Linked DNA regions of Homo sapiens: all the other regions are linked to region 2. Evidence: chromatin loops called from intact Hi-C (ENCODE). Cell type or tissue: A673. All regions are shown on one strand.

The links. Hi-C counts contacts between places; a loop is a spot of excess contacts. Peaks named below come from ENCODE experiments on the same cell type or tissue, not always from the same donor. Only the 100,000 strongest peaks of a DNase experiment are listed, where the experiment ranks them.
Region 1: a loop joins it to region 2, with 3 times the contacts of the local background. A loop is called at or near these places in 3 of 110 quality-filtered maps.
Region 3: a loop joins it to region 2, with 9 times the contacts of the local background. A loop is called at or near these places in 44 of 110 quality-filtered maps.
Region 4: a loop joins it to region 2, with 8 times the contacts of the local background. A loop is called at or near these places in 4 of 110 quality-filtered maps.

What each region holds. Positions count from the first base shown.
Region 1 is chr1:38,723,595-38,731,594 of GRCh38, reverse strand. It overlaps LOC105378660 (a long non-coding RNA gene), which reads left to right and starts at 3,040. Exons shown (of 3, transcript XR_947213.3): 1 at 3,040-3,146; 2 at 4,565-4,636. RefSeq lists an enhancer at 3,133-4,658. In A673, no CTCF peak of the experiment used is centred here; DNase peaks (open chromatin) are centred at 3,324 and 7,244; H3K4me3 peaks cover 693 bases; H3K27ac peaks cover 5,134 bases.
Region 2 is chr1:38,814,516-38,822,515 of GRCh38, reverse strand. No RefSeq gene overlaps it. Among named protein-coding and RNA genes, the nearest start is that of RRAGC, 41 kb to the left of the region's middle. RefSeq lists silencers at 2,985-3,152, 4,043-4,272 and enhancers at 5,650-6,149, 6,150-6,651, 7,382-7,431. In A673, no CTCF peak of the experiment used is centred here; a DNase peak (open chromatin) is centred at 4,225; H3K4me3 peaks cover 1,028 bases; H3K27ac peaks cover 1,015 bases.
Region 3 is chr1:38,604,969-38,612,968 of GRCh38, reverse strand. No RefSeq gene overlaps it. Among named protein-coding and RNA genes, the nearest start is that of LINC01685, 130 kb to the right of the region's middle. RefSeq lists an enhancer at 4,131-4,920. In A673, CTCF peaks have their summits at 4,311 and 4,527 (motif pointing left); DNase peaks (open chromatin) are centred at 1,098 and 4,478.
Region 4 is chr1:38,483,713-38,491,712 of GRCh38, reverse strand. The region is part of intron 2 of LOC105378657 (a long non-coding RNA gene); the gene reads left to right. Among named protein-coding and RNA genes, the nearest start is that of LINC01685, 13 kb to the right of the region's middle. RefSeq lists enhancers at 1,582-1,876, 1,323-2,097, 5,948-6,708, 6,709-7,469. In A673, a CTCF peak has its summit at 1,739; DNase peaks (open chromatin) are centred at 1,712, 4,972 and 5,422; H3K27ac peaks cover 4,886 bases.

The DNA.
Region 1 (8,000 bases), 91 kb after region 2:
GGAAACAGAGGTGCACTCTTTCTAAGAATTTAAAGACCTCTACATTTTAGGAAGAGGTATGCAATACTTTCCATGTCTACATTTTAGGAATGGCTGTAGGAAAGGGTATTGGTCATCCCTTCATCTCCATCCATTTTTACATCTCCCTAGGAATGGGAAGAAACTTTCCATTGTGGGAACTAGCTTGGATTATTTCTATGTGATGTTACAGCATCTCGACTTAATTCCAAATCTAGTTGTTTGGTCCACGTAATGCCAAATAATGCTTGATACTTTTGTCCCTGCTTGATTTTACGGGTTGATGGCTAGTACACGGACACAGTCCATGATGAATCAGCCATGTTTCCCAATATGTTTACTACAGGCCAGTGCTTCTCAAATTTCAATGTGAACCACCTGCACATCTTCTTAAAGTGCAGGCTCTGATTCAGCAGGTCTGGGTGGGGCCTGAGAGTCTGCATTTCTGACTAACTGCCAGGCAATGCTGCATCCTGCTTGTCTGGGAATCACACTTTTAGTAGTGAAGTTGCAGAAGCCTAATCTGTTAGTAGAACACAGGTTGCTCAAGAAAAAAGAAGGAGGAAAGGGTCCATGGATAAAGGTCAGGAGTAAATGGCATACCTTACTGGCATCTTAAAGGCCCTGAGAAGTCCTGCAGGTACAAAGAAACTGTTTACTTGTTTTACTTAGGGTCAAATTCATTTGATGATGAAACATTTTTGTTGTTGTTCCCAAGGAAAACCTATTAATGTTCAGTGGAATTAGTTTTCTGTGTATCAGAATTTGAAAACAATTTAGCACGAGAGACACAGATTGTCCTACAACTATGTTGATTGTAAATGGGCCAGTATTCGACTAAGGCAGCCACCTGGGAAAGTGCCAGTGTGTGATGAGTAAAAGCTTGGGATCTGAAGCTGAGTCAAAACCTGAGGTTGAGTCTTGGCTCTCCATTTGGGGTCAGTCAACTTCTCTGAGCCTTGATTTTCTACTGTATAAAATGGGCATAATAAAAGACCCTGTACATGGACACTGTTACTATAGTTGCCTGGATTAGCAAAACAGATGATATTGAGCATCTTGGCTAGAGTGAAAAGTACTCAGGCCAGAAGAAACCCAGGAGAATAGTAATATATGAAGAACAGAAGTTTGAGCAGGAATGATCCCTGGAGACTGATGCAGAACCCTTAATTATAGATTAACTTCACTGCACAGTGGGAAGAATTCACCCAAGACCAAGGACCAATTCACCCAAGCAGCAGAGAGCAGACCAGGACCCAGAACCCTGGTCTGAGCCCACTGCCCTCCAATCCACCTTGCCAGAGCCTCACCAAGTCACCCAAAGAACCCCCTCAGGTTTCCTGTAAGGAGCTACCTTTGTTCCAAACACAGCTTTTTGGGATGAAAACAATCTTCATGCATGAAGTCCAGAATTCACGTGGTTCTTCTGTCAGCACTGTGTTTGAAGCTGTGGGACATAGCAGGAAAAGGAGCAAAGGTTTTGTGCATCAGCACCTTTCCCCTGGAGGAGCCAGGCACGGCATCCCCATCACAGCCTGGTTAGAATCCTTGGGATTACCAGGGCTTCTGTGGAAGCGGTGGTGACCCTCCTACAGAGACAGTGCCTGTGGCATCTGCAGGATGTGGTGCAGCCCGAAGAGATCCTGCAGAGTCAGGGCCAATCTTGCAGAGACTAGGGAGTGCCCCCAGCCCACCAGGGCACTTTTCCTGTGGCAAAGCCTGCTGGGTTTGGGAGCAGGAAGCTGCTGCCAGGTGAGAGGTGGGAGGGGACTGGCTGCCGGAACCCCAGCCTGGTCCTTACCCCCTCTGAATGCAGGCTAAAAGGATGAGAAGCAAATGAATGCCCCGCACTTCTCTAGCCCGTTTTCTTTTTTTCTTTCTTTCTTTCTTTCTTTCTTTCTTTCTTTCTTTCTTTCTTTCTTTCTCTTTCTTTCTTTCTTTTTTCTTTCTTTCTTTCTTTTTCTTTCTTTCTTCCTTCCTTCCTCCCTCCCTCCCTCCCTCTCTCTCTCTCTCTGTCTTTCTTTTTTTTCTTGAGACGGAGTCTCACTCTGTTGCCCAGACTGGAATGCAGTGGCGTGATCTCAGCTCACTGCAACTTCTGCCTCCTGGGTTCAAGCGATTCTCCTGCCTTGGCCTCCCATGTAGCCGGGATTACATGCGTGTGCCACCATGCCCGGCTAATTTTTGTATTTTTAGTAGAGACGGGGTTTTGCCATGTTCTGGTCTCTAACTCCTGACCTCAGGTGACCTGCCCGCCTCGGCCTCCCAAAGTGCTGGGATTACAGATAGGAGCCACTGCGCCCAGCTGTTCTGGCCTGTTTTCTATGTTGAGCCTTAGAATAGCCATGAAAGGCACCTCAAATTATCAACATTCCTATCTGAGGGGGGAAAAGAGGCTCCAAGAGCAGGATGACCTGTCCAGGGTGCTACGGGCTCGGACTTGACGCCCAGGTCCCTTTGTACTCCACCTCTTAAGCCCCAGCCTTGTCTTCACACAGTCATCTTCAGACAACCCAAGTGGGTGCATTTGCCGTGATAGCTGAGAGCTGTTACCTCCTAGCTAATTTCCTAAACACTATCTATTCCTCACCCTCTCACTCTGGGTGGGAAGGCAGAGTCCAGGGAGCATAGATGAGGTGCTAGGGTGGACAGAAGGAAACCTGGGGTCTTGGGACAAAAGGACAATCCAGGAAAAAAAACCTCAGCAATGTCCTAATCACATGATGCTAACATGGGAGGGAGCTTACAAAGTTCTTTCACATCCATTCCTCGGTTCTTATAACAGCCTCATGAGTGGGCAGGGCAGGGTTTATAATTCTCTTTTTACAAGTGAAGGAACTCAGGCTCAGAGCTGGCAGGACTTGTCTCCAAGTTCTCAGGGGAGTCTGGATTAGAACCCAGGGCTCTGGATTGGCCCAAGCCACCCCAGGAACTAGACTAGAGGCTACCACTGTTTGGCCCACACCCCTTTACCACTGCCACACCCAGGAAAAACAAGGTCCCGTAGAACAGCCGTGTAGCACCATTCAGAACTGCCCTCTGCCCCGTGCCAAGCAGAAAAAGTGTGAGGTCTGCGAGTCATCCTGCTACAGCCGGAGACTCAGCCTGAACCAGTCAGCGTGAATGTGGTATGTGTGTGTGTAGGGGTGGGAGTGGGGGCTGGAGGGGAGGCAGAAAGAACCGCGGGCTCCATGCCCAGTCTCCACGATTTCCCAGGAGGGAAGCAGGCCTCCAGGCAGAAAGCCAGGAGTGTCCCTCATTGCTCCAGCAAATGGGTCCTGGAGGAGTCATCCCACGTCCCTGCTGCTGATGGGTAGCGTGGGGGTGAGGAGAAAGGGCATGGCTGTGCCCCCCAAGGACTCCAGCTGAATCCGGGAGGAAGTCCGCTTATTTATCTTATTTCCTGTACACCATTTTGATTTATTTTCCTGGTCTGGAGAAAGAGCTGTAGCATAAACTAAGGCTCCATTCTAGGGGGCCTGTTGGCTCCTTGGAGTCTGTAATTGGGACATTGAAAGGAAAAAAAAAAAAGAAAAGAAAAGAAAAGAAAAAAAAACAAGCCCGCAGAGGAGTGGATGATCTTTTATACTTAAAGTTCCCCCCTCTATAAAAGCGACATATTACAAACCTCTTTCTCCTCTCGAACATTTCTTGCTAAGTGCATTCTGATGCCACATTGAAACGCAAAATAGCTGGAATCAAGCAGGCACCGAAGGCTATTTATATGCTAATCTTTATTTCCCAAGCTGAAGCAGGAACCTCGAGCTTGGTGCTGCTTCTAATGATGGCTCGGCTTTAACCTCTCTGGAAGAAAGAAAAGTATTTTCCTTAAGAAAACAACTCAGTTTCTTTAAGATGAAATGTAATTATCTATTATCAGATGTCCCTTAAAATGCAAGGCCTATTAAAGCTGCTAAAAATATTGAAGCCCTAATTTCACCATAATAGCATTTTAATTTCAGCAAATCACGCTTCTATTGTTACAGGACATTTTGCGGTAGGAATGTGGTAAGAGGTCCATCTTAGCTTTTTTCTTAACATTTTCCTTTCTTTGAGAAGTACAATTAAATCATTGCAATCATCTAACCTTGCTCGACACAAAATTTTACTTATCAAATGTGAAAACAATGGTCATTAGCATTTAAAAGAATTTGTTTTAAAAGTAGCTAAAGTTTAATTGCTTTAAATATTCTTGTCGGAATATGCAGCCGGCTGTTGGTTCAACGTTCTTATTAAAGAGGGACGGTGTTTAATTAATCGCTGAATTTCATTGAAAAATATTTACTTTATTTCTGGGTGAAGTATAAAAGAGACGTCTTGCTGGACCCTCAAGGAGGAACAGATTTGAGGGAGGTGAATGCTTTGTAGGGAGTTGCTGGCAGAGTGACCCAGGTACAGTGCTCACCTCTGGATTGGATGCATTTTGGGGAACTTTTCCCATGAAAGTTTCTGAAGCAAACCTCACCAATCCCCTTTTTAATAGGCATCAATGGGAAGCATCTGTGGCTCCCTGCAAAATGCTAGAATGTGTATTTTTGTTTTTCAGAGACCCTGCGAACATGGAGGCCGGTAAAGAGGGGGAATTTCATGCGGAGAAGAGCAGCCTGTTCACTTCTAAGTGGGTTCACCTTTTAACATGGGTTAAAGTGTAACTGTGACCCTGGTAATCAGTACTGCTTGTTGAGCACTCGCTGTACACCAGGCACTATGTTGAGTTTTTTAAATGCATAATTTCCCTTAATCTTCACAACAGTCTTATGGTGGGGGGATATTGCCTCCATTTTCCAAATTTGGAAACTGACACCCACAGCGGTTAATTTGTCCAAGCTTATGTGGCCAGCAGGAGGCAGAACCCCAATTAATCTGAGATCTATCTGGCTATAACCTCCGTGCTATGCTGCCTCCTACCCATTTCTGCTTCCAGAGACCACCTTAACTCTGGCCTCCAGTCCAAATCCGGTTCCAGACAGCTCCCCTGGCTCCATGCTACTTCCTTGCTGCCACCTTTGCCTTGGGGCCCTCTGGACCCATGTACACATGGAATTTGAAAAGTCTCACCATTCTTTCCCTCTTTGGGACTCAGTTTCCTACCCATAAAATTAGGAACTTGGATGACCCAGTCTTCAAGAGCTTTTCTAGGTCCAAGGTCCTCTGGATTCAGTTCAAGTCTACAGAATGGCACTGAGCACTGTGTGGGCCTTGGGCGTGCAGAGATGGTGAAATGGGTCCCTGTCTTCTAGATGAACGCCAGCACTGCCAGCTCAATATTGCCAGCTGTCCTTCTGTATGTGTGGTCAGGCTGGACAATTGTGATGGCACCCTGCACAGCAAGGGTAGAGTCCTTTAGGGCTGCAGGACAATCTGAGATTTCACTTGATTTTCCCTTTGTTTGCTGGACAAACTCCTACTTCTTTTTAAATAAGCAGCTCAAGAGTTACTTCTTCTGGGGAGATGTTTTGGCTCCTTTTCAAGCCCAGATTCCCATGACCCTTCTAGTCTTTCTCTTATAGCATCTACTCCTGCAATAGAGAAATAAGTATATAGCCTTGTTTAGATTCCTGGCCCCACTGCTTACCAGTGTATGATCTCAGGGCCTGTTTCCTTGTCCATGCAGTACAGTGATAATGGTGTCTATCTTTCTCTCTGGTTGTGTAAGTCCTAAATGAGAGTTGTATAAAGCTCCTAGAACTGTGCTTACAAAGCATTACTTATGTTTGAAATGCTTGTTCCCCGGTGCCCTAAAGAAATGGCACTTGAACATAAATTTAATGTTACTCAGCAAGGCCATTTTTGCTTCCTGCAGAAAGGATACACTCGCCAGCAGTTTTGCCATGAGAGTACCCCTAACAAAGGAGACAGGGTAATTTATAACCTGACGCGTCCACCCTACTGCTGTGTCCAGTTTCCATTGGCTGGAACAGGACCTCACATTCTGTGTTTGTCCCGATTGGCTAGCAACTTGAACTTTTTAAGAGAGGCAAAGGCAGAGGAGAACAAAGGAAGGAGGAAGTAACTTGTGCAATGCTGGGAAAGGTAAAAAAAAAACACCTTCAAATAAGGAAGAGGAACAGGCTACGACCTAATGTTTGCTTGGACCAGTATAAGCATGCCAGGGCAAATATTTAGGCTAAATTGTGGGAGCTAAGAACGTAAAGTACATTGATTTCTTTATCACGGCTGGCAGATATTTAAGACTGTTAGCACAGGTCTTTGAATACATTTTGCTTCTAAAAGAAGTTACTATTTATTCCTCATTAAATGGGGAGGAAAGTCTTTGAAGAGGAACCTCTACTTTACTTTTTACACTTATTATTAATATAGTAAAGGTTCTTATTGATAGGTGTGCGTTCCAGCCAGGCTGTGTGCTCTGCCAGGTCTGGTACCACAGGAGTGTCACCTTTATATCCCTGTGTCTAGCACAGCAACTGCTGCATAGCAGAAAGCACTCTATAGTGGCCAAGAACACTTGGCCATTTTATGCCACCTACTGGCTGTGTGACCTTGGGTAGGTTCCATGACCTCTCTGGCCTTCTGTTTCTTCATTTGTAAATGGGCATAATTACAGTTCCCTGACTGTGCAATTATTGGGAGAGTGAAATGAGGCCAAGCTGGTAAAGTGAAGTCTTGCTCAGAGCACCTGTAAGAGTTCAACCCATCATGTCTATCAGGTTACCAGACTCTCATTAATAACTGACATCTGTATTCCACTCTCACATTCTTATCTCATTTAATCCTCACAACAGCTCTGGGAGGGGCCTCCGTTATCGTCTCTGTTTCTCCAAGATTTTACAGCTGGTAAGAGGTAGGTCGCCTGACCTCACATCCCAGCCTGCATTTCTTACCCCATGACATCTGCTCATATCGTGAAGGTAGACAGATGAGGGAATGACGCTCAAGTAGTCCAAATAGTCTTCCATAAAAGTTAGGTGAGGCTTGGGCTCCTGGCTTGTTAGGAATTCCAGCTAAATTGATTTCATAATGGTGGGTCCTGAAGTGACACCTCCAACAGGAAGCTGCCCTTGGCTTTTTATACTCTTCAGGGGCTGTTATAAATTTGATTATATCTGAAATAGCAGATTTCAAGTTGAAGTCCCCTTTGTCCACTCTGGAATTCAGATTTATTTCTGAGAGACCAGTGCAATTTTCTTATCTTTGTTACAAATTACTACAGTCTGGGTTAATCTCACGCAGCAATAAAGCTGTTTGCCTAGGAAGCTTCCTGCAGTGTCAGAGCTGATGAATGGCTCCCTCTGGCTATAATAATTCAGTCTAGAACATTGAAAAAAGTACCAACTTGGTTCTTCTGCAGGAAACTCCACCGCATGCTTGGCTGCTTAGATTGTTGGGGATCAGAGACTCTCACCTGGGTTAAGGCATTGGCACCTTAAACCCATGAGATCTGAGGGGCCCCATGATGAAATGGCAGGCAGCATCGCCCCTCTACTTTGTAAAGAAGGCAGACCTGTCTGGAGTTTTCTGAGTATGGCTGTAGATCTACAGTAGAAGCCAGAGCAGGCAGAGGGGACAGACTGAATGATTTCAGGACAAGGAAGTGAGTGGGCTGGCCTCAGAAGCAGAGAAGAATGCACTGTGGGTGAAGGGGCAGAGGACTTGTATTTCATTCATTCAACAATGACTGTAGTTTTAAAAATCTAACATGCACACTGATTAGACAATACACTGTTGATTTAATATGAAAACTTACTGGGGGGCAGGAGGAATGAAACACAACCACTTTCAATGTGCACATTGATTTTAAGACCCAATGTTGTGGTCCTAGGAGGCATTCTAGGGAGATTGAGATCTGAAGGATGGGAAGAGATGGTCAGGGTGTGTGTGTGAGAGAGATATCTAAGTAGCTGGGAGGAAGAGTATTCAGGCAGAGAGACTAGCATGCCCGAAGATATTGAGACAAGAAGACTTGCTCAAAAAACTGAAAGAAGGCCAGTGTGACTTTGGGGGTAAGGGGTGTGGAGAGATAA
Region 2 (8,000 bases):
TGTTGCAAATGTTTAACAGATAATTATCAAGAGGCAGTGTTCTAGGGGATTTGGGTTATTCCTGGATTCCCAGGCAGGTCCTGAAATCAGTGCATGTCACAGAGCGGTGGTGCGTGCCTTGTTGGAGTCAGTGGAACTGCCTGAGATGATTCCCTTCCCTGCCTGCAGAGCGTGGTTACCCCAACCTTTCCTGCCTGTCCTTCCACAAGACATTCCCATTCTCGGAGGGTCTGCTTTGTTGCAACCTCTCCATAACCAGATACATCAAAACCTACCTTTTACACTTCCTGGGGGAGTTTGAGCTTCTTCCTATGAAAAATGAATAATAAAATCCTCCGCTTTCATCCTAATGGGGTTAGTAGGAGGTGTTCAGCTTTTTATAGCTACCTAGATGATCGAAAGAGGCAGATGAAGCCATCACAAAATTAAGGAAGAGGTCATCATTAGAAGACCAGAGACCAGAGTCTTTTAAAAGCATTTCTGGTCTTAATTCAAAGTGCCTCTCTGGAGAGCTTTAGCAAGCTGAGCCCTTGGGTTTTCTCTGTTGGAACCAAAGCTTTGGTAAGGTGAGGGCTATAGCAGGCTTCTCTGCAAGGCCTGTGGAAGGACCAGTCCCTTCAGAGCAAATATGACATTTTCAAGATGGATTATCTGGTAGATACTTAGGCCTGTTTCCCTACGTCAGGCAAAAGCCTTCTGCCCTTGTGAGAAATGAATAAATGAATGAATGGGACCTCAGGTGTTTTCGTAGCCCTGCAAAATGGCTTCAGAGGTTGGGCTGGCAATTGCTGCGGACCAAATGCTCCTGGGATCTCAGCGATCAGGCAAAGTGGGAAAGCAGGAGGCCTAGCTGAACTCCTGGAAACAGCATACAAATGGATTGTTGTGTGTGCTCCTGGCTTGGACAGCGCAGCTCTAAATCTGAATACAAAACAGAGAAGATGCTCTTTTGCTCCTTTCAGACTAATGATTTTGTCCTTTTTCCCTCTCCTCCTCATTTTATTTCTTCATCTATAACATCTGCAAGAGGGCAGCCAGACTAATAAAACTGCGCTAAGCTCCTCTAATGCCAGCCATTGATCCAAGGGTGGGACCCGATTAATCAATGGGATTTTAGCGGTGTTCACATCCCCGAGGGACATCAGGCCCAAAGACATTTCTTGTCTCCGCAGAGGGGAGGAATCTGAGAACTGATGGAGTGATTCTCTAGCTGTAGATTCTGGAGGTGGTGAAAGGCAGGGTGCCAGCCCCCAGAAACAGTCTGTGGCAGTATCAGAGGGCCACCTTGGGTGTTTGATGGCTTTGCTTTGGGGATGTTCACTTGTTCTGGCAGTGACATCACTGCAAGATGTGTGGGATCCGAGGCACCTGTCACATGACCACAGACCTGAGAAGTCATCTCCTGTAACCCCTGCCATTGTGCAGTAGAGGAAACTGAGGCCCAGAGAGGGAAGGTCATACAATGAATTAGTAATACTGTAGAACTAGAGTGCAAGTCTCCTGGGCTCAGCTTTTTGCCTTCCCAGTGTCTGTAAGGCTGAGTCAGGATCAGAACCTGTTGCAACCATCAAATGGTTGATACAAGCAGTGATAGAGAATTCAGGCAAGATACAGACACCCAAACTGAAGAATTCAGTTTGAGAAAATTATAATGCATTTTAAAAATAGGCTGGATGTTCTTTTTCTTCCTTTATCTTTTTATTAACATTTTTAAAATTTGGGGCTATTACATATGTAAAAGTGCATAAAACATAGATACAATCTGACAAATAATTTATAAGCAAATACCTTTGTAACCACCACCCAGGTCAAAAATGGAGTATTGCCAGCCTCACAGAAACCCACCATATGAGCTAAGAGTCCTTTATCTCAACACTCTCTCTCCTAGAAGTGATCATGATCTTAATTTTTGTGATGATCATTTCCTTGCCTTTCTTCATAATTTTACACCCAAATAGCATATTACTGCCTGCTTTAAACTTTATGTAAATAGAGTCATACTGTGTGTGCTCTTTTGTGTCTTATTTCTTTGATCCAACATTGTGAGATTCCAACACTGTGAATTATTTTAAAGAAATCTACTAGAACACTGCCCTGTGAAGTAAAGTGTGATCCTTAACATAGCTCAGCCTAGGGTATGGGTATTGCAACAAGGGTACCCCAAAGAGGTTGTTTTTGGACTTTGTTCCTGGTTGCTCTGACCAAATATCACTTTTTTTTTTTTTAAGCTTCAGGGACCTGATTGTTTCATGAATTCCCTCAAAATATACACTAATTTAAGGGACATATAATTGTGTGTGTGGAGGTGGTGGGAGGTCCAAGGGGCAAGGGGTGGCAATCCCAGAATTCCTTACTTTGCAAAGGAGGCACCTGACTCAGGTTGTGAGCCCACTGGGAGCAGGAGTTGTTTTATCTGTCTTAAATCCCCAAGGCCCAGGATGGAGTCAGTCTATAGGCGGAGATCAATAAACATTTGTCCAGTGAACACAAGAATAAAGGTCACTCAGCTTAGGCCTCCGCGGGACGCCTGAATTTCCTCCACAGTACAATCTATGACTGTTTCCTTGGTGGTCTGATGGAGGCCCACCAAATGCAAAAAATCAGCTTGCTGGTAGAGGTAGGAACCTTGATCATCCTTGATACATTTGTGTCTTACATTCAAAAAGACCTTAGGAAGGTCAGTATTAACCAGACGTGCTATTTCTCTAGAAACTATATAAAGGGAGTGTGGGAAAGAGAAGCTTTTATTGAAAACAAACAAAGCCTGCAATGTGCTTTTGCAGGGAGTTGTGGGAGAGCTGGGTAGGGCCACTCCAGGTCTCCTGGCCCTGAGGTGGAGGCCCTGTGACCACGGAAGCTTCTCTAGGTAGCTCTGAGCCCACTTCTGGGGTCTCTTGCATGCCTCCTGTCAACTCAGGAGAGGCAGCTGAAAACTGAGCCATCTCTGCTGCTCTGGTCAGCTGGACAGGCTGCATAGTTTGAAGGAAAGTCCTTGTTTTCTACCTCCTCCTGCCTAAGATCAGTGACCCGCCCCCCCCGGGCTCCCACCTTCCCCAGCCAGGTCAGGCATCAGAGAGCTACCATGGCAGCCACAGATGCAAATGCATATTGCTTGAATTATTTATTTTATTATTTTTTTAAAGCTCACCCTTTAATGAAATACCTTAAATATGTAGGGTAGTCAAGACTCACAAGAGAAGGCTAGACTCGATCCCTTCAGCGCCCCTTCAGCGCCCCTTCAGGCTCTCAGAACTTTGATGGAAAACATCCCGGAAGCTAAAAAACTGTATTTACCTTCCCCAGCCCCACCCCTACCCCTATCCCGGACACTGTAATTTAGAAGCACGCGTTTATTTGTAGGATTATTCATCGAGTCAATCTTCCCCACCAGATGTGATTCTCACGATTGTTTTTTGACTGCCAATGGTCAGCTAAGGGTTTAGTAGGTATTTGGCGATGGGGAAGCATTGGTTGCATGCATGATGGGTGAATGCTGAGGGGTCTGACTCGGCTGTGGATGGAAGGAAAAAGACCTCCTCCACCACCACCCGGGTCTCAGTGAAGGACGGGTTGGGAGCGCTCCAACAAGAACCACTGCCTGTCCCCCAGCCCGGACCCGCGGCCAGGGAGGAGGCCCCGGGGAGCCCTGGAAGGCGCCGCGGGGAGGCCTGCCTTCCTGGAAAGCCACGCTTGGAGCTGTCTTCAAAAGCGGCGACGCAGCCCCCGGCGTTTGAGCACGAATAAATCATTAGCATTTTATTTACAATTCTGGGTTTACAATTCCTGGAAAAGGATCCTGCTGTTCAGTGCGGATTCCTGCTTTGCAGGATTTCCCCAGCGCCTCCTTCCACCTCTCGTCTAGGGGGACTGGGTTCCTTAAGACTTCCCTGGACGGGAGTGCGGTGCGGAGTGGATGGGGCGGGTGGTCTCGGGAAGGAGGGGGCGCCGTCCCTCGGTCCTGCGTTTCCCGACGACCCCGAGCAGAGGAGTTGTATCCTCTCGGTTTTACCGAGAAAGGACGGTTGATCAAAGAGGGCTGGGCGTGCCCAGGGTCACACAGCTCGCTCTGAAGCTTGCGCCTAAGTCCCGGGTCTGGGAACCCCGCCGCGCAGCCGCGGACCCGGGAGCCCCCAGCGCTCGGCCCGGCTCCGGTCCCCGACGGCGCCCCGCGTGGCCGCTAGATGGCAGCCTTGGTCTCCGAGGCGGGCGGGCGGCCGCCCACCCAGGGTCCGGAGGGGCCAGCGCGCCGCTCCGCGGAAGGCGCTGTCGCTGGCACCCTAGCCCACGCTTCCGGGGCCCCAGTGACCAAAGCAAGGAAAGAGTTCCAGAAAGCAGCCCAGGCTCCCCTGTCCGGAACGGAGCGGGGGCTTGCTCCGGGCTTACCCGGAGCGGGGTCCGAGGCGTGGCGCTCTGGGCTCCGTGTTGGGGTAGGCTCCGCCGGGCGGGGGCGCCTTCAGCCCCTCTTGGGCAATGCCGGCCGCGCGCACAGGGCCCGGGGACGGTCGGGGCGAGACCGCGTGGGGTGAAATCCGCGGCAGGAGGCCGCCTGACTGTGTCCTGATCCGGTCCCTTTAGACGTGACCCATGGTCAAGCCTTCTACCTATCTCCCCTCTCCTGCTCCAGACCTAGGCATGTGGAGTCTCTCCCTAGCTGGGAGAGGCCGCGGGCCGGTCCCTGCCTGCCTCAGCCCCAGCGACCTCCACCCAGAACCCACAATGGCAGGTGGAGGCACCCGCCCATCCCCGCGGCGGCACCTGTGGGCGAGCAGAGATTGGCATGTCTCGGAGGTTGGCACACGGATGATTTGGGCCTCATCGGAGAGAGACATCTGTGTGGGCAGAGGAGGTGGTGGTGCTGGGCAAACCGTGCCTTCCCTACATCAGAGGGGAGGTGGGACTCAGGGGACTGGGATCAGTCCTGTTGTCTCTGGAGTGTGCACCGATATGAATTCATAGGTTCGTTTCATTGGCCCCTTTCTTTGGGCCTCAGAGTGGTAGGTTCTCTGCCTTTAAGGTCTGACATTACAGTGCTGGGATCTGCCTGACGTGCAGGGGAGGTCTACAAAGGACCCTCTCACCTCCCTTCTCTATTCATGCTTCTTCTCTGGATGTGGCTTCTTTCTTTTCTAGGAGGAAGGGGCTCAATTTTGTGAATTTGACCTGGCCTACAGGTCATCTTTGTGCACTGGGCAGCAACAGACCTGAACTGTGCTTCAGATTCTGAGAAATTGGACTTTGTCTTGGCCCTTGGAGGTGGGGACACTGAGGCCTAGAGGGGGAAGGCCTTTGCCAAGGTCACTTGGGGCATCCAGCTTTCCCAGTCCAGGACTCTTGTTGCTGCCAGGCCTTCTCAAAAGACATCCTCTAGATCCCAAAGTCCTTGCAAAGTTCTATACTTTGCATTGCTTTTGAAAATCATCTGAAGCTTTGTCCGAGTGCATGGGCCATTAGGTCCTAGGAGTAGAGTTGGGCACTGAAGGGTGTTGTTCCTCAGGATGGCTCTCCAGGCCTTGTCTTCCCCGGTCTGGGCCGTACAGGTCAGGTCAGATGAAGGCAGTTGGGGACTGGTGGTGTGAACATCCCTTGATCCCATCAGTAGCCCCCTGGGAAAGCCACGTAGTACAAGGATGTGAGTGGAATTGGTATCTGCCACATGTCCCTCTGTTAAGATCACAATTTCCATGACAGAGTCGCTCTCTAATGGAGCCTGTCAACTCGGCTTAGGCCCCAGTGGCTCAGAGCACACTTCCACGAGAGAGGCGGTGTGGGATCTGAGGCATTAACTGTGCCTTGTACTGGGAGGAGGCATAGGGCGGCAGAATACCTTTTCGAAGTCCCCTTGGAAACCAGTACCCGGCACCTATCATGCCTGCCATCTAATTACCCGGTAATTATTCCACACAGCCATGCAATTGGCCAGGGTCGCAGGGAGCCCACCAACAGCCCAAGGGGGAAGGTGGCTCTCTCTAGGGGCCTGCAGCTCCAGCTCTGGGCGAACAAGCCGCCTCTGAAGCCGCTGGAGAAGTACCCCTTTGACAGCACGCAAGGGCCTAGAGCAGCCGTCTTTATTGGCAGCCGGAGAGGCTGTTTGGGGAAATGGAAAAACTTGTGTCGGCGGCGTCAGTCTTGTAAAGGGGTAGCCAAGCAGTTTGCAGCGTGTTCTGTTCCTCGCGCTGCTGCCACCGCCTCGGCTCCTCAGAGCCTGCCGGGGAGGAGCGAGGGGGAGGAGGTGACCGAGTTCACGTCCCCACCGCTGCCTCTCCTGGAGTGATGGATGGCTGTCTGCTCAGGCGGGGGAGCGCCTGCACAGCTCTGCAGGGTGCGCGCTCAGACTCCCACACCTGGCGCAGAGGCTTCAGCAAACTCCCATGTCCCCCAGTGCTCGGAGAGTATGAGCTCTGGGTCAGTTAGCCTGGCTGGTTATTTCGGGTTAATGAGACCGTCCTTTTCAGTTTCACCCCGATCTGTGACAATCTCGCACAAACATCTGTCGCCTCCTCTGGGCTCCGCTCCGCCCTTTTACCGCAAACCCAAGCGTGTCTCCCTGAGGCTTAGGAGGTACCAGGATTCACCCGAGTCTTCTGAGGGTGGCACTTGGGTTAGGGAACAATTTACTCATGACGAAGACAGAGATCAGAGGGTAGGTATTGGGTCATTTCTTCTTTAAAAGATGTTACATTTTAGAATTCCATTAATTGAGGGCTGTAGTTAATCCGTTAAGTACGGGAATAAGGTTCTATTTTGTCTTTCTTTTCTTTCTACTCCAAAATGTTCTCAGTAAGTGTTCCGTAGCTGGGAATTCTGCAATCAAAACCTGGGTGTGGGGAGTGAGGGTTGGGGAGGAGAACCCCCCTGCCCCCACCAGAAGGGGCCTTGATTTTGCAGTTTGCCTCATGTCAGGGGATCATTGAGTTTAGTTCTTGATGAAAACCAAGTCTCAGCTGTGACTTCAGTGCAGGACTTGTGGATGCTTCTGCTTCTGGGGGCCAAGGTGCTTAAAAATGACCTCACCAACAATAACGATGATGAAAATAATAATGTGCAGCAGTTTACATTTTTCTTGGGCACCTAGTATGTGTCAGATACTGTGTACTTTATCTCTATTATTTCGTTTAATCTTCAGATCAGTCTTGTAAAATAGGTGTTACTGTTATTCCCATTTTACAGTGGAAGAAACTGAGGGTCAGAGAGATTAATTAACTTGCTGAAGTGACACAGCTGGAAAGAGACAGAGGCAGAACTCAGCCCAAGTCCTTTTGATTCAAAGCCTTGCACTTAATTGGTCTGCTCTATTGCTACAGAAACCTACAGTTATCTTGTTGAAAAGCATATTTGTAGTTTGGGGAAACACCCTTTAAAACTCTGTTACAGTTTTACAATGAGTTGATGTTTGGTTTGGTTTTGCTGCTTCTTTCTCTCTCTCTCTCTTTTTTTTCTAAAACAGAGAAAAACAAAAACAAAACCCCCAAATCTTTTGCTATCCAATGGGTCAGTTAGCTTACATCAGCCAGATCAGAGGAGGAAGAAACTGCTGAGTTTTCATTGCTGACTCACGTGAAAAAGAAGTTGCGTTGGAATTATTTGCCTTAAAAATTATTCATTAATTTAACCAATATTTGATACACTTGCTGTGAAGCCATCTTGAGTATCTTCCTTATGTTTCTGTGCCTTGTTTCTGGTGTGCCCCGGAGTCCAGATGGACCTGGAGAAGTCTGGAGTCCTCCCTTGGTACTCAACCACACTTGCTTGTCAGCTTCCATAAGGATGGAAAGAGGGGTACCTGATGAGAAACCCTTACACAGGCTGTTCAGCCGAGTCGGCTGCGAGTTGGCTCAGAGCCAGAGAGTGTGAGAAACTTTCAAATTTCAAAACTGCCCTGGGCCAATTTAATAAACTTCTGCCACCTCCATCCTCTCCACATTTTTGAATTCTCAAATATTCACTCCCATCTAAGACACGTACAAGAGTGGAAGGATTTTGGAATGTTAATAATGCAGAAT
Region 3 (8,000 bases), 210 kb after region 2:
ATGCTCCTGGAATCCACAGCGCCTGCAGCCTGGGCCCCAGAATGAATGTGTGTGTGGAGGAGACCTGAGCCTAGCCCAATACCTGGGGCCACTCTGGTCCACATGAACTCATCTGGACCAGCCAAACCTAGGTCAACCTGTTGACCTATAACTTTGAAAATAAATGTGTGTTGCGGTAAGCCACAAAGATTTTGAGGTTATTTGTTAAGAGACGAAAAACTGACTAATATGGCCGGGAGTGGTGGCTCACGCCTGTAATCCCAGCACTTTGGGATACCAAGGTGGGCAGATCTACTTGAGACCAGGAGTTTGAGACCAGCCTGGCCAACATAGTGAAATCCTGTCTCTACTAAAAATACAAAAATTAGCCAGCTACTCAGGAGGCTGAGGCACAAGAATTGCTTGAGCCTGGGAGACAGAGGTTGCAGTGAGCCGAGATCGCGCCACGGCACTCCAGCCTGGGTGACAGAGGAAGACTCTGTCTCAAAACAAACAAACAAACAAACAACAAAAAAACCCCAAACCTGACTAAATACATCAATAAAGACAAGAAACTTCCAGGAGAAGGATGCTGAGGAGCACCTTGTTGGTGTCCAGGAGCTGGGCACAATAGAGAAACCATTATACTCTTCTGGCCAGGGGCAGCTCAGGGGACAGGATGGCCCATCTCATGGGAGGCCAGTCCTTGGCCACAGAGTGGCCACCTCCTAGCACTGTCCAGGCCCACCCAAGCTCTGGAAGGACCACATGACCCCTGAATGGGAGTGGGGAGAAGCTTCTGAATTGTATTTTCAGAAGTTCCCCCAGGTGAGGCCTGAAGGGAGTGGACACTGCTGTTACTTAGGTAGCACGCTAGGCACAAAACCTGGTAAGACAGGAAAAGAGCAGAAACAAAAATCCCCAGACTACTGAGGGCAGCTGAGATGATCCTGGAATCTTGAAGATCCGTGTTGATTTGGAAGCCTGGACAGCAACTCTGCATACTGCTGAGATTCAGGGATGACTCTGACACAGGGAAAGTAATTCCTAATCAGTTTAAGCAAACGGCAGATGACTCTTCCCTGGGAGTCTGCAGCACTGAGAGAATTGCTGTAATTGCAGGCAGTTGGCAGAGAAATCAGGCGCCTGCCTCTAGTCCCTTAGGCTGCGTTCCCGGGGGACCCCCAGTTTAGAGACCCTCCCACTGAGACTTGGCTCCCTGAGCTGATCCTCCCGTGTGGATGTTGACCACAGCTTGTTTGCATATGGCTTGAATTTTGGTTAGGGGCTTTCTGATTGCAGCCTGATTTGTCATTTAAAATATTATGCACAGAAATTAGGATGCACATGGAATTTTGATTCCAGCCGTTCTTTGTGCTTGGAGAGACAAGGCTTCTCCCAGGGAAGTCTGTAGAATATGCTGTGCAAGGGAACCTCTGCAACTTTCCAGGAGTTTCAGTTACTCAGGGAGTCATGGCAACCAGGTCTCAATGTCAGCAGTCTAGGTTCTGGTCCTGGTTCTGCCACCGATGTCAGTGGAACTTAGGGCAAGTCTGATCATCGAGTTGAGTGTCACTTTCATTCTCTATGAGATGGAGATAATAAAAAGCAGCATCGGAGAGATGTTGTGGGGACCAAATGAAATACTGAAGGCAAATGTTTATCACCGTGTCTGGCAAATAATACACAGTAGCTTCTATTAATAATTACAAAGGGCTTAGCAAATAGTAGGTATTGCATCAGTGGTTCCTATTGTTGTCATTATTATTAAAACACATATCTGACCATGTGCACTTCATGTTTTGAGATCCTTTGTTAATCCTCATGCCTTTAGAACTGTTTTTCAAATTGTACTGCTTGGTGCCCTGGGAGTTCTGAGGCTGAAGACCTCTCTGTTTGATGTTCAGGTAACTAAGGCTGAGAGTGATAAACCATCCAAGGTCACACAGATATGAAATTACAGACCCTGGAGTCCAACCCAGTTCCTGCCACATTTCTACCCAATGTACCTCATGATCCAGGCGCACTGGACTTCTCTCTCTTCCTAAAATTCTATATTTATACTGCTTTGTACAAATTCTTGCTGCCTGGAAACCTCTTTCCATTTATTTGTCTGTCTAAAGTACATCTTTGTCTGAAAAACCTTCCCGGGCCTCTCAAGCAGTCTTTGTTTCAGTGCTAAGGTGTCTCTGTTGGAGCTCTGGGCATCTATCCATAAAGACCAACTAATATTCTAATGTATTTTGTAGATTCTGAGGTATACACTTCTTCCCATTTTAGCATCTCTATAATCAGGATCCATCTTATCATCTTACAATTGCTGCTATTCAGACAGGGGTAGTGACACGGCCCCCAGAGGCTGCGCCTTCCCTTCACTGATGTGGTGATGCAGTTATGCTGGGAGACCTGGTCAGATGCCAGCAGGCAGGCCCCTGAAGGCCCATCAACAAAATATTTGATGACCATTTGGAAAAGGAAATAAGTTTTGTTTATTGTCTGAAACTTTTTGTTGACACATTCTGGGAAGATCAAGAAAAAGCTAGTGGCCAGTCATGGTGGCTCACGCCTGTAATCCCAGCACTTTGGGAGGAGGTTGAGGCGGGCAGATCATCTGAGATCAGGAGTTGGAGACCAGCCTGGCCAACATGGCGAAACCCCATCTCTACTTAAAAAAGAAACAAATGAGCCGGGCATGGTGGCGTGTGCCTGTAGTCCAAGCTACTTAGAGGTGGGAGGATCACTTGAGCCCAGGAGGTCAAGGCTGCAGTGAGCTGAGATCCAGCCACTGAACTCCAGCCTTGGTAAAAAGGTGAGACCCTGTCTCAAAAAAAAAAAAAAAAAAAAAAAAAGGTAGGAATAAGAGAATAATTGGAAGTTCCTAGCATAAAGAAAAGATAAATATTTAGGTGATAGATATCCCAGTTACCCCTGATTTGATTTTTACGCATTATATGAATATATCAAGTTATCACATGTACCCTGAAAATATGTACATCCATTATGTATCAGTAAAAATAAAAAAGGAACAGCCAGCACCACAAATGTAAAATGGGTATCAACAGCTCAGAAGAAAATCCCAGAGACAGGAGTGGAGCCCTCTTTGAAGAAACGCAGCATCATCTCCACTCTTGATGTCACTAATGATGATTCTATGCAGAAGGGCTGGGCTCCCAGCTAAACTCCACCCTTAAACATAGAACCCCGGCCCTAAGTGAAAATAGTTGACCGCGGTTTTCCACCCACACGTTGCCCATTTGTCCTGCCCCACCCCTATCCTGTGCCCATAAAAGCTCTGAGAGCAATACAAGCAGCTGAGCGTTGAGGATACAAGCGGCTGAGCGGTGAGCATAAAAGCAACTGAGCATCGGAGACTATGGATAGATGCTGATGACTTCAGATGGTGTGGCTTCAGGGAAAGATCACTTTCCTATCCCCTTTCCAGCTTCCCTTTCCGCTGAGAGCCACCCACTGCTCAATAAAGTCGTCCACATCCATCACCTTTCAAACAGTTTGTGTGACCTGATTCTTCCTGGACGCCAGACAAGAACCCGGGTGCCAAGAGGGCAGGGGCTGTCACCCTGACCCTCCACTGAGTTGGTTGGTACTTGGCCATCCCTGGACGGCAGAGCTGAAAGAACATTGGTTGTAACACGCTTGGACGCTGCTGCAGGGCCTGCACAGAGGCTGTTCCCGCCAGAGAGGAGCCACTGGCTGGTTGCTGTGGTTTCCACACTCTGGTTCCCTCCTGTGAGGAGTGGCCAGCGGCGGGCTGAGTGAAATGAGCCACTCCAGTTCTGGCCCACGAAGTGGGTCAAGGGAACTATCCTGTCTCAACTCCACGTGGAGAAACATGGACATTGGTGACTTTGAATTGAAAAGTGATGCGTAAGATTGGACCCTGAATGGGAAGGTTAGGAATATGGTAGCTAACTTACCGCACTTGTAACATTCCATGATATACAATGATTAAATAAGTATGAAAGAACACTTTCAATAAGTATAAAGTAAAAAAAAAAAAAATCTAACCAATGAGAAAGCATCGAGTTGCAGCATTTTTTCCTTTTTTAGTAGTCTATAAAACAGTGCCTTCCTTTACAATCAATCAATAACACCTGAGATTGGATGAAACGCAGGTAGCTGAATTCAGCTGAAGCAGCAGCCAGTAGGCCTAAATGAACTGACTTAAGTTTAAAGGAACCTGGGAGGTCAGGGAGAGAATGAACCTTCCCTGGCGATGGGCCCTGCAGTTATAAGTCTCCATAGATGGTCATTCTTCAGGAAAGTGAAGTTCTTTGTGTGAGCATGGCACGGAGGGGAAGCTACCAGCATTTTAAGAGGGGCAATTCTTTGTTATGTGGGAGTCTTCTGCGCATTACAGGATGTTACGCTTCTACCAAGTTCTGCAGTGCCTCCAAGACATTTGACAATGGACAGAGTCCCTGGAGGCCCCACATTCCAGACGCTCCCCTGGGGGCAGTACCACTCGGGTTGAGACCACCGGGCTACAAGATGCAGATGGTTTGATGCAGCCCTGCCCCCTGTTGGTGAATAGCACCAACGCCTCCCGGTCCATAGCCTCGGGTCCTCATCTTTCACGAAGGCGCAGCATGGCCAGGATGATTCCAGTCCCAGCGTGAGCACAGCCCTGGTGTGGAGGGGCTGGGGGCATCGTCTTGGGCATTTCTGCCTCCCCTGTCAGCCCCAGCCAACCTTCCTCTGCCCCAGGTCCGCTTTCCAGGAGTATTTTCTCTGCATTCCTCAAGGCAGCCTGGGAGAGAGAGGCACGGTCGCCTCCTTTTCATTTACATGGGGATTACTGGAGACCAGAAAAGTGCTTTAAAATGATATAATGTCTCTGCACCTCATCAAACCCTTCCCCTTCTACCAATTTCTGCCTGATTTACAGTTAATATTGCACACTCCCATCACCCTGCCGGAGAAGCGGTGATTATTTCTCCATTGCCATAAAGAATGTAAAGGAGATGGGAAAAATCAGGTGAATTCAGAGAAAGTTTAGTGTAAAAAAAAAAAGTACTGGGGGGAGGGGGTGTCAGGGAAGGCAGTATAATAACAGAAGCGAAAGTATTCCTGGAAACAATCTCAGAGTCAAGTGATTCCTCCAGGCCTCAAGACAGAGTCTGCAGGCATGGGCTGCTGCCCTGCTAGACCAGTGCACGGGGCCACGGTGGGGTGGACCTGATGGGGGGCCTTCCCTGGGTGCTCGTCTGCCCGGGGCTCTAGAGAAAAACAGACCCCACCCTAGAGCCAGCCCACCCCGAGAGAGGGCGAGAGCACTGGCCCATCCTCCCCACTGCCCACTTCCCAGGAATGTCTGGTGAGCATTTTGGCCTCAGGGCCTTTGGGATACAGAGGTGGCCCCTAAATTTGTAGTTCCTGGGTAGGGATTTGTTTGTTCGGCTTGATTTCTAATCTAATTTGGGTTCTGGGCTCAAATCCTGGCCCTGACAAGGACTGGCTGTGAGACCTTGGGTGGTCATTTCACATCTCTGTGCCTCTGTCTTCTCTTCTATAAAATGGGATAAACTGGCATGTGGTAAGTGCTAATAAAAAATGTAGCGCTGATTCTCTTTACCCATCGTTAGTCAGTCACTGATCATTAGCAGCAGCAGCATCGCTATTCCACAGCAGGTAAGTCTGTGAATTACCATTTTCTTTCCAGTTTGCCAATGATGGACTTTTGCTGATTTTACAATTAAGGAGCTGAGTATCACTTTTATTCTTCAGGGGAAAGAGATGCTCTGAGTCTCCCACATAATCCATCAGCCAAAGGAAATTAGGGAATCTGCTAGACTTAATTACTGCTACTGTAGTAACCTGGTATTTCAGCAATCTATTCCTACATGACAAACTATCCCAAAATGTAATGACTTAAAATACAACAATTCTGTTATTGCTCATGATTCTGCATTTGGGCAGGGCTTAGTGGGGAGAGTTGACCTCTGCTCTCTGTGTGTGCAGCTGAGGGCTGTGGCGCAGTTTGATTTAGGGTGTATATCTGGGGCCTTGGTTCTCACTGTTGGCTGAGTTTCTTGTTCCCCACATGATCTCTCAAGGTGATTAGCTTAGGCATCTTCACATAAGCAAGATGGCCTCAGTACAGTCTAACATCTTAGACAGTGGATGGCTTTCCCCAAAGCGTGTGTACTCAGGTGCGTGCGCGCGCGCGCACACACACACACACACACACACACACACACACACACTCCCAGAAACTGCCAGGACTTAAGGCCTAGGCTCAGAATTGGCACAGTGTCACATCCACCACATCCTATTGGTAAAAGGAGATTACAGGGCCAGCCCAGAATCAAGGTCATGGGTGTACACGAGGCATGAAAATCAGGTAGTTCATTGCAGGCCACTAAAGTAACCACAGCTAGGTCTTCGGTATAATTAGTTTTTTCCTTCTTCCACAACAGTTTAGATTTGCCTTTTCCCTTTCATGCTTATCCTTTATTGCACATGGATCTTTATTGGAAGTGACTTCAAATCAAACCATTTTATTTCTTCTGCTTTTTAAAAAAATTAGTCAAGAGAGTAAAAAGGAAGTCTGGGAGGTACGTGGGCATCCCTCTCTGTGTCTCTGGATTTCTGGGTCTCGGGCCCCTCTTCCCACTTTTGTGGCTGATATGTCCATTGATGAGCATCTCTCCCTGTCTCTAGGACCATCTTTATCTGTTCCCATCTCTGAGCCTCTCATCCTTGTCTCTCCGAGACTGTTGCTTTGATTCTCTCTTTGACTCTATATCTTTCTGTCTGTCTCTTTCTGTTCTGTGCACATTTTTCTTTGTCTTTATTTCTGCTAGTCTCTCTGTTTCTGTATCTGTCTCTGTCTCTCTCTCCCTATGACTCTTCTGTTTTTTCTCTCAATCTCCCACCATCACTGTTTTAGCCAGAGATATAGTCCTTTTATTGGTGTAAAATGTGGCCTTCTTACTAGTATTGTCAGAGAACTTCATGCTTTGTCTCTGGCCAATACTCCAGGGCCTTCCTGAGTAAGAGAGGCTCAGCCTCCAAGAGACCTTGTCTTGTGCCAAGAGAGTACCTAGGGATTCCTTTCCTTCCTCTCTTCTCAGCATCTGGGCCCTGGGGTCTGAGAACTGCCTGGGCCCCATAGCCTTGCCAAGACTGGGAAGTGCATGCCTCAGGCTCCAGCGGCCTCCCTTGGGAAGCAGGGGGGCTGGAGAGGAGGTGGTGAGTGGGGCAGGGCAAGGATAGAATGAGGGAAGTAGAGACAGAACTCCATGTCCCAGCATTTGAGGAGCTGTAAAAGGAAGAGGAATGTTTTGGTTACAGGGGAAATGATGTGCCCACTTCTGCAGTGCAGGTGCTGAGGACAGCCCTTGGGACAGAATAATGAGATGGAACAAACGTAGCTGTGCCTGTCCACTGCAGTACAGTGGGCTCCAGGAGGGTGGCAGCCTTGCTGGGCACACAGTGGGCCGTGAAATGCTGAATGACCCCACTTCCTAATAGCTAATGGGAACCGGTGACTTCAAGAGGTAGTGAGTAGCCCATCTCTGGAGTTATGCAAGCTGAAGCCGAACAAACACAGGACGTGTGGAATTATAAACCAAAGGCCCATTGAAACAGAGCCCCACATCCCTGGCCAAGTCCTCCCTTTCTTCTCCCCAGACTCCCCACTCTGCAGCTCCTCCCCACTTTCCCTATTTGCATCCTTGTCCCCTGTAAGCTGGCTGGCAGAGGCAGGTGCAGGCTGGGCAGGGCCAGTGCTGAGGGAGGACTGCAAGCAGCTAATACTTCCTGAGCCTGCTGGCAGTCACATCCTTGGAGAAGCTCATCTGAAAATGACCTTCCCCTCTCCTTCAGCACCCGATCACATGCAGGTTGCAATGGGTTGCACACAGCATCTCTCTAAGGTGCTGCAGGCAGCTTCCAAACACCCCAAAGCAAGGGGGAAAATAATTCAGGATTTAGATAACAAACATATCAATTTCTTGTCCACTTTCAAAACCTGTTTTCTGCAGAGTTTCTGGTGATGA
Region 4 (8,000 bases), 330 kb after region 2:
CAATAGCCCACTGCCACCAAATTTCTCTTTTTTTCTCTCCTTTGAGACAGGGTCTCTGTCATCTAGGCTGGAGCGCAGTGGTGCAATCACAGCTCACTGCAGCCTCAACCTCCTGCGCCCAAGCCATCCTCCCAGCTCAGCCTCCCAAGTAGCTAGGACTACAGGTATGTGCCACCATGCCCAGCTAATTTTTTGTATTTTTTGTAGAGACGAGGTTTTGCCTTGTTGCACAGGTTAAACTCCAGGGCTCAAGGGATCTGCCTGCCTCAGCCTCCCAAAGTGTTAGGATTACAGGCGTGAACCTCTCCGCCCAGCCCCAAATCTCTTTTCAATGAGCACTTTGAGGCCTCAAGCTCCCAGGTGAGAACAAATCTTTTTGACTCTTTTGTTTTTGTTTTTAAGACAAAGGGTCTCACTCTGTCATCCTGGCTGGAGTACCGTGGTGTGATCTTGGTTCACTGCAGCCCTGAATTCCTAGGCTCAAGCTATCCTCCCACCTCAGCCTCCCTAAATAGCTGGGACTACAGGTGGGCGCCACTTCTCCTGCTTACCTTTGACTCCTAAAACCAACAGGATAAAGGCAAGGAGTGGTGGCTCATGCCTGTAATCCCAGCACTTTGGGAGACTGAGGCGGATGGATCACTGGAGGTCAGGAGTTCGAGGCCAGTCTGGCCAACACAGTGAAACCTCATCTCTGGAACTCGTTCTTTACGGAGAAAGAAGTATTGGATATTTCTCTTTAATTTCTTAATTCTCCCTCACTTTTTCTTAATTTGAGGGGAAGAGGGAAAATGAAAATTAGTGACTCAGGTTGGAACTAATTTGTATATTGCAAAGCTTAATTTATTAACATTAATTTTGGAGAGCAGAGATTGTTAGTGTTGTGCTTTTGAACACTAAGCTTCACTGGATTAGTACTTAGAATAATTGTATTTAGAAAAAGGCATTTTGGGGGAGATTCCGCGTCTGTCAAATATTAGCATAACTGAGATTTATTCTTTAGGTTTTTATTTTGTGGCAGAAATGATGGGATAATAAGGTCATAAGTAGGTTTGGGGTTTTCAGGGCTTAAAGAATTATTTATGTACTCTTAAGGTAGCTGCTTCTATATACCAGAAAGAGATATGTCCTCTGGAGGGAGAAGAAATACACAAAGAAATATCTCAACTGAAACTGAGGGGTAAAGTTGAAGAGAATCAGAATGTTCTATATAGTAAAATGGGGTGTGAGGATGCCCTTAAGAGGTAAAAAGAAGAGAGGGAGATACAGAGGAAGGGGGAGAAAGGAGCGAGGAACAACAGAGCTACACAGCAGCCTATTAAGAAAACGATTTCTAGTAACTAATTATAATGTGTTAGCTTTGCCGGAATGTAAATCTATTTCCATTACCCCAAAACCTTTCATAAAGTCTCCCGTGCACATACCGGCTTTCAGTAAGTGGGATTTGGCGGGGGGAGGGCAGGGGTGGGGGCTGCCATTACTGTTTGTGGGGAAACCTCTTTCTCTCTGGTTTAGTTTCCAGGTGGTAGGGTGGCAAGCTGCACTCTTGCCCTGAATTGGCCTCTAGTCACTCTGATCTCCCTTTCCGGTCCCCCACCCCCCAGCTTGGGAGAGGTAGCAGGTTTGTAGCTTAAACTCCTCCCCCTTCTTTTTGGAAGCTGTCTCAGCAGAGAACCTGTGCCTGGGTAGCCCTGGCAGTGAAGGCAAGGGCAGCAGCTTTCTAGCGCCCCTTGTGGCTGGATGGTGGTCTGCCCAATCCTGGTGGTCAACATCAGGAGGCCCATTGTCTGCGCATGCTCTCCAGAGCCAATCTTATTGGTAACAAAGCAAGCATTTCCGCTTCCATCTGCCTGACTCCGCATCTCTTTCAAAGCGTCTGAAACTTAGGCAGGAAGAAGAGGGGTGGCTTTGTTCCTTAACTCCAAGCACAACGGCCCATGCATCAGACGACAGTAAATGTTTGCGGAATTGAAGATTGAACCAGTGAATCGTTGAATCATGGGGATCAGTCAAAGAATAAAATGGCACAGAGACATGAATTCACAAAGTGGAGGTTAATATTCAGTTAAATTATATGAAATTGCTAGTTGTGCAGATCAAAAACAGTCAAATATTGGCAAGTTCACGTAGTTTAACCTAATAGTCCTCTAGTCTCAAGGGGGGCAGTGAGGTCCTTTCTGAGCACCCTGGGGCTTCATTCTAGAATAACCAGCTTCCAGCTGGCAACTGACTGGAGACGTTCAGGTTCCTGTCTGGAGTGCTTCCACCTGAGTTCAGGATCCCTGCATGGAGAGTGTCATTGTGTTTCCTTCCATCTGAACCAGTCTTAACCTGCTGTCCATGCCACTTCACCCGAAACCAAGATAGCCTTTACCCTGGCCCCAAACTCTCTTTGCTTGTGACTTGGGGAGCAGCTGTGACCCAGCAAGAATACCCTTGAAGCCTCCCATGGAATAGCCTGGTAATTCCCAGATCAAGTGACCAGTTCATTTCACCACCCCTACCCCAGCACCTAGTATTCATCCTGTTAAGGTGATGTGTAGGTTATGAAGCACTTTGGCATCAATCATCATAACAATCCCATGGGAGAGGTATTATTATCTCCATTACACCGATGAGCACCAGAGGTCACACCTGCTGATGGCTCTGGAGCACTGTGCTATGTGACTTAAACAAAATATTTCATTTAATTCTCATAGTCTGTTATGGGCAAAATTATGTTCCCCTGCCCCTGGAAATTCATATGTTAAAACTCTAACCCCCAGCACCCCGGAATGTGGCTGTATTTGGAGATGGGAGCCCTTAAGGAGGTGACTGAGTTAAGATGAGGCCTTTAGGGTGGGTCCTAATCCAATCCAACTGGTGTGTTTATAAGAGGAAATTTGCAGACACACAGGCACCGAGGATGTGCATGCATAGGAAAGCCCCCATGAGGACATGGTGAGAACATGGTCATCTGTGAGCCAAGGAGAGGGTCCCTGGAAGGAACCAACCCTGCTGACACCTTGGTTTTGGTCTTCCAGCCTCCAGAACTATGAGACAATTCCTGTTGTCGAAGATGCCCAGGTTGTGGTATTTGTTATGGCAACCCTGGCACACTAATACACACCCTTCATGACAGAGTACTACTATTATCCCCATTCTGCAAATGAGGAAACAGAGGCTCAGAGTGGTTAGGGATCTTCTCCAAGGTGGCACAGCTAGGAAGTGATGGAGCTGGAATTCTAACCTAAGATCATGTCTCTGGAGCCCACTGGCTACAACTTTTCCCTTGTTTATGTGAAGGGAATTGCTCAAGGTCACACGAATAGAATAGTGAAGCCGAAACCTGAGGCCACATGATGACATCATCACTTGCTCCCCAACAGTATTTTATCAATCAGTGTTGCCATAAAACACAAATTCATTTCTAGCTAACAGTTCCCTAATTCTTAGGCTTGAGAGGATAATAAAGATCTGTGCGCAATAAATAGAAAACATTACATAGTCTTAGTATTCAAGTAGCAGAATGAAACGCCATATGGAATTCCATAGGTGACTTTTTGTGCTGTAAAGTTACCAATAAATGTAAAGATAGCTTAAGATTATGATTATGATAAGGGCGAGTCAGGGGAAAGGCGCCTGAACTCGAAGCCCGGATTTTGGTTTCAGCTTTACCACTTAATGCCTTGGGCAAGTCATTTGACTTCTTTGCACTTGACCTTGAGCAAGTTATTTGACTTCTCTGCACTTCACTTTCCTCCCCCGCAAAGCAGGGTCAATAATTCCTGTGTGGGATCCCTCCTAGTGCCTCTTGAGTAGCAAACAGGGTAAGAAATAGAAATAATCTGTGTGAACTGTCAAATACTGAACGAACCTATGCATTATCTTTGAGAACACTAACAAGAGCCACAGATTTACATTATGTTCTGTTGAGGGCCTTCCCCAGGCTGTGCGGAAGGAGCCTCTAGAAAGGATCTGGCAAAATGGGAACCATGTGAACGGTGCCAGAGCACCAAACTCCACATGGGGTGCTTGGAAACCTCCTGCAACCTCTCAGCACGCAAACTGTTGCAGTTCCCAAACCAATAAAGATCTCACTGCCTCGGAAGGAGAGCGAGGTGTGATTTCACATTCTCCACACGGCTGCTGACTGCACACACCACGCAGCCCGCGATGGAGTAGGCGCGCGCATGTGTCTGTGTGTGTGTGAGTGTGTGTTTGTACTTGGAGAGGGTGTCTGTGAAATCTAAAGGGCCAATATCGCACTCGCTGCAGCACTCAACAGCCAGCACCGTCTGGGGAGCTCCATCCTGTATTGACGCAACTGTAAGTTGTAACAGATAGCATTCTGGAATTCATGTGTGAATTTGTTTAGGGTGGATTTATGGGGGAGTTTGCTGGCTTTCCCAAGCTTTCAGGAAAAGTAGCCAACTGTAAGCTTACTAGAATCGCCATTCACTTTAGTTCTGCTAGGGGACTCTCTTCTGTCCAGGAGGTAGGAGAACCATGGTTACCAGGGGCAGGGAGGTGAGGAGATGGGGAGAGATTGGTCAAAAGGTACAAAGTTGTAGTTATGTAGGATGAATGTCTAAAGAGCTGATGCACAGCATGATGACTGTACTTAATAATACTGTGCTGGATACTGGAAATTCAATGACAGTAGATTTCAGGTGCTCTCACCACCCACACGCGTGCAAGTGTGCACGCACACGCAGTAACTATGTGAGGAGATGGATATGTTAATTTGCTTAACTGCAGTAATCATTCCACTATGTGTATGTATATCAAACATCTCATTGTACACCTTAACTGTATACATTTTTTATTAAAAAATAACAGAACAGTAACATGTGAGGTTGTGGCTGTTATTATCATTAGTTGTAGTAATAGCAGAATTGTGAGTGGGATTTTGGCAACTTTACTCTGTAAAGGTTTTACAGCTAAGGTTGATTTAAGAATCCAAGATTTAGCAACAAGATGACCTCTCCTTCCTCCCTTCCTTCCTTCCTTCCTTCCTTCTTTCCTTCCTTCTTTCCTCCCTCCCTCCCTCCCTTCCTTCTTCCCTTCCTCCTGCCTGCCTGCCTGCCTTCTTCCCTTCTTTCTATATCTCCACCCATTCTCCCTCTTTTCTTCTGAAAAAAAACACATTGATTTTACCTTTCTTCTGGGGGTATCCCCTAAACTGGGAACAAGCTTTGAAACTTCAGCGAATTCATTTATACCTAGGTATGTTCAAAAACTGGAAGAGAGGGCCAAAAGAGACCTGTGAACCAAGATGTTTGGTGGGAAGGGACAGTGACAAACGTTCCTGGGCTACAAGCCCTCAGATGTCAGAGCAAAGCCCTGCTCCACCCGCTGGCATTGTGCAGGGGCGGCAGGCGGTTCTCCCAGTTCTATAACTGCTTTTGTGACCCCTTTGTACCCCAGGCTGGACCCTGGGAAACACTAGTTACACATCTCCAGGCAGAGGCTGCTGAGGTGGGCTTTAGAGATGTTAATTTGCGTAATGATTTAGAGTTGATTGACAGGAAGCAGGACAATAAGCCTGGAAATGTGAATGAACCAGGCTGGAGCTGAGGCTAGAGGGCCCCAGGAGATGGAGGAATGGAAGATTTCTGTCTAGATTTAGATTCCCAGGAAGCAGACGATTTGGTTAGAATTCAGATCTCTGCAGCCAGAACTCAGCAAATAGAAACTAAGTAATTTTGACTTTTTTAAAACCAGGGGGTCAGTGGATGAGCTTTAGGGGATCCTTGAAATGAAATACAACATTTTATTTGTGGGTGAATTTCCCTGGAGACAGGAGACATAGCTTTCATTAGATTGTCAAAGGCATTTGTGACTCAAAAAAGTTTAAAAGCCACTGGGCCCTATGTCTCCAGGGAGCAGACGATCTCAGGAAGAAACAGGTCTCAACTGTCAAATCCAGATCGGTGTTAAGACCCCCAGTGCTCCACTAAATTTGCTCCCACCCCACCCTCACCTCCTAATTGCTAAGTTCACTGTCACCCTTTTAATGCTCATATGGCATTTGACACTCTTGACTACTCCTGCCTAGAAACTCTGTCTTCTCTGTTTCCGTGACACTCATCTTCTGGATTTCTTTTTGCCTCTCTGATTTTTTTTTTTTCTGTATCCTTCGTGGACTTGTTTTCTTGGTCCACCTTTTAAATGTCTCCCTTCTCCAGGGTTCCATTTCATGCTCTCTTCTGTTGACTCAATACACATGCCCTTAGTGGCTCTGCCCACAATCCCCCTCCCTGGGAATTCCATGCCATGGCATCCACCTGCCCTCTACGCCAGGAACCTGGGTGGGATCTCATCCCAGCTGTGTCCTCCCCCCATCAGTAGGTCTGATCAGCAATAGAAGTCCTGAGTCAGATCAGATTGGGGCCCTCATCCTTTTCTTTCCCACTGCCCCTGCTTAGCTCTGTTGTCAGCCATTCAGCAGCTCCGGCTCTCAGCAGCCTCCCCAAGCTGCTCCCCTGGCCCACGGCCTCTCCCACAATCCATTCTCCACACTGTTGTTGCAGTGATATTTCTAAAACACAAATGTAACTTTATCATTCTCTACTTAAAACCTTAGGGCCAGGCTTGGTGGCTCACACCTGTAATCCCAGCACTTTGGGAGGCTGAGGCAGGCAGATTTCATGAGCCCAGGAGAAAAAAAAAAATAAGAAGTTCAGGATAAATGGGAAGTTCAAAATCTTTTTTTTTTTTTTTTTTTTTTTGAGACGGAGTCTCGTTCTGTTGCCCAGGCTGCAGTGCAGTGGTGCAATCTCGGCTCACTGCAAGCTCCGCCTCCCGGGTTCATGCCATTCTCCTGCCTCAGCCTCCCGAGTAGCTGGGACTACAGGCGCCCGCCACTGCACCCGGCTAATTTTTTGTATTTTTAGTAGAGATGGGGTTTCACCGTGGTCTCCATCTCCTGACCTCGTGATCCGCCCACCTCGGCCTCCCAAAGTGCTGGGATTACAGGCATGAGCCACCGCGCCCGGCCAGGAAGTTCAAATTCTTTAGCTTCACACACCAGGACTTTCAGGAGCTGGCTGCTGACCAGTCTCGATCCCATCCCCCACCATGGACCCACAGGCCCCTTCTTCTGGCCCCTCACTGGCTGCCTCGTCATGCCCTCCAGGTGCTGTGCCCTTGCACACTTCTGATCTCTGTCCTCTATCTGTAACAGCCTTCTCTCACCCTTTGCCTATCTATTCTGTCCAATATAGACACATTTTAACTTTAATAAAATGAACAGTTCAGTTCCCCAGTTGCATGAGCCACATTTCAAGTGCTCCGTTACCTCACGTGGCTACTAGGTACTGTGTAAGTAGATCATAGAACATTGCCGTCACTACAGAAGATTCTACTGGACAGCACTGGTCTAGCTAACTAACTGTTAACAGTACCTCTGAAATTCAGCCTGAGTCACCTCATCCAGGGAGCCTTTCCAGTCCAGGTTAGACATCCCTCCTCAGAGCACCTTTTATCTGCCTCAATTACACTGTAGTATGACATCCAATTGACTTTCATGGATGTCCCATCATTCCGTAGTTTTTCTGAGGGCAGGGATCATATCTTACTTGACTCAGTATCCCCAGCACCCAGCACAGTATCTGGAAAAACAACAACAATGACAACCAAAAACAAAAACCAAAAAACAAAAACAGATACTCAAGAAGCATTTGTGGAATGAATGAAGTGGTACCCAGCTGAGCTGGGCTGAGCAGCAGAACCATGGCCCTCTAAGTATTCCTCATCTGCAGGGAGTGTGTTGGTGACAGAAGGCCTCCTGTCGGGGAGGGACAAAGCTTTGATCCCTCAATTGGAGGGGGAAGGAAAGAAGTCCTTATATTCCTTTGGCTGGTGCAATGGAAGTGGGCAAAAGTAACCATTGAACACCTTTAGTTTTCTGTGCATATAATCATGATCTGAGATTCAGACCAGTGTGGCTTTCTTCTCTCCTTTGTAGGTAATTTATGTATGTAGAGAGCCACAGAATCTTAGAATTGGAAGGAACC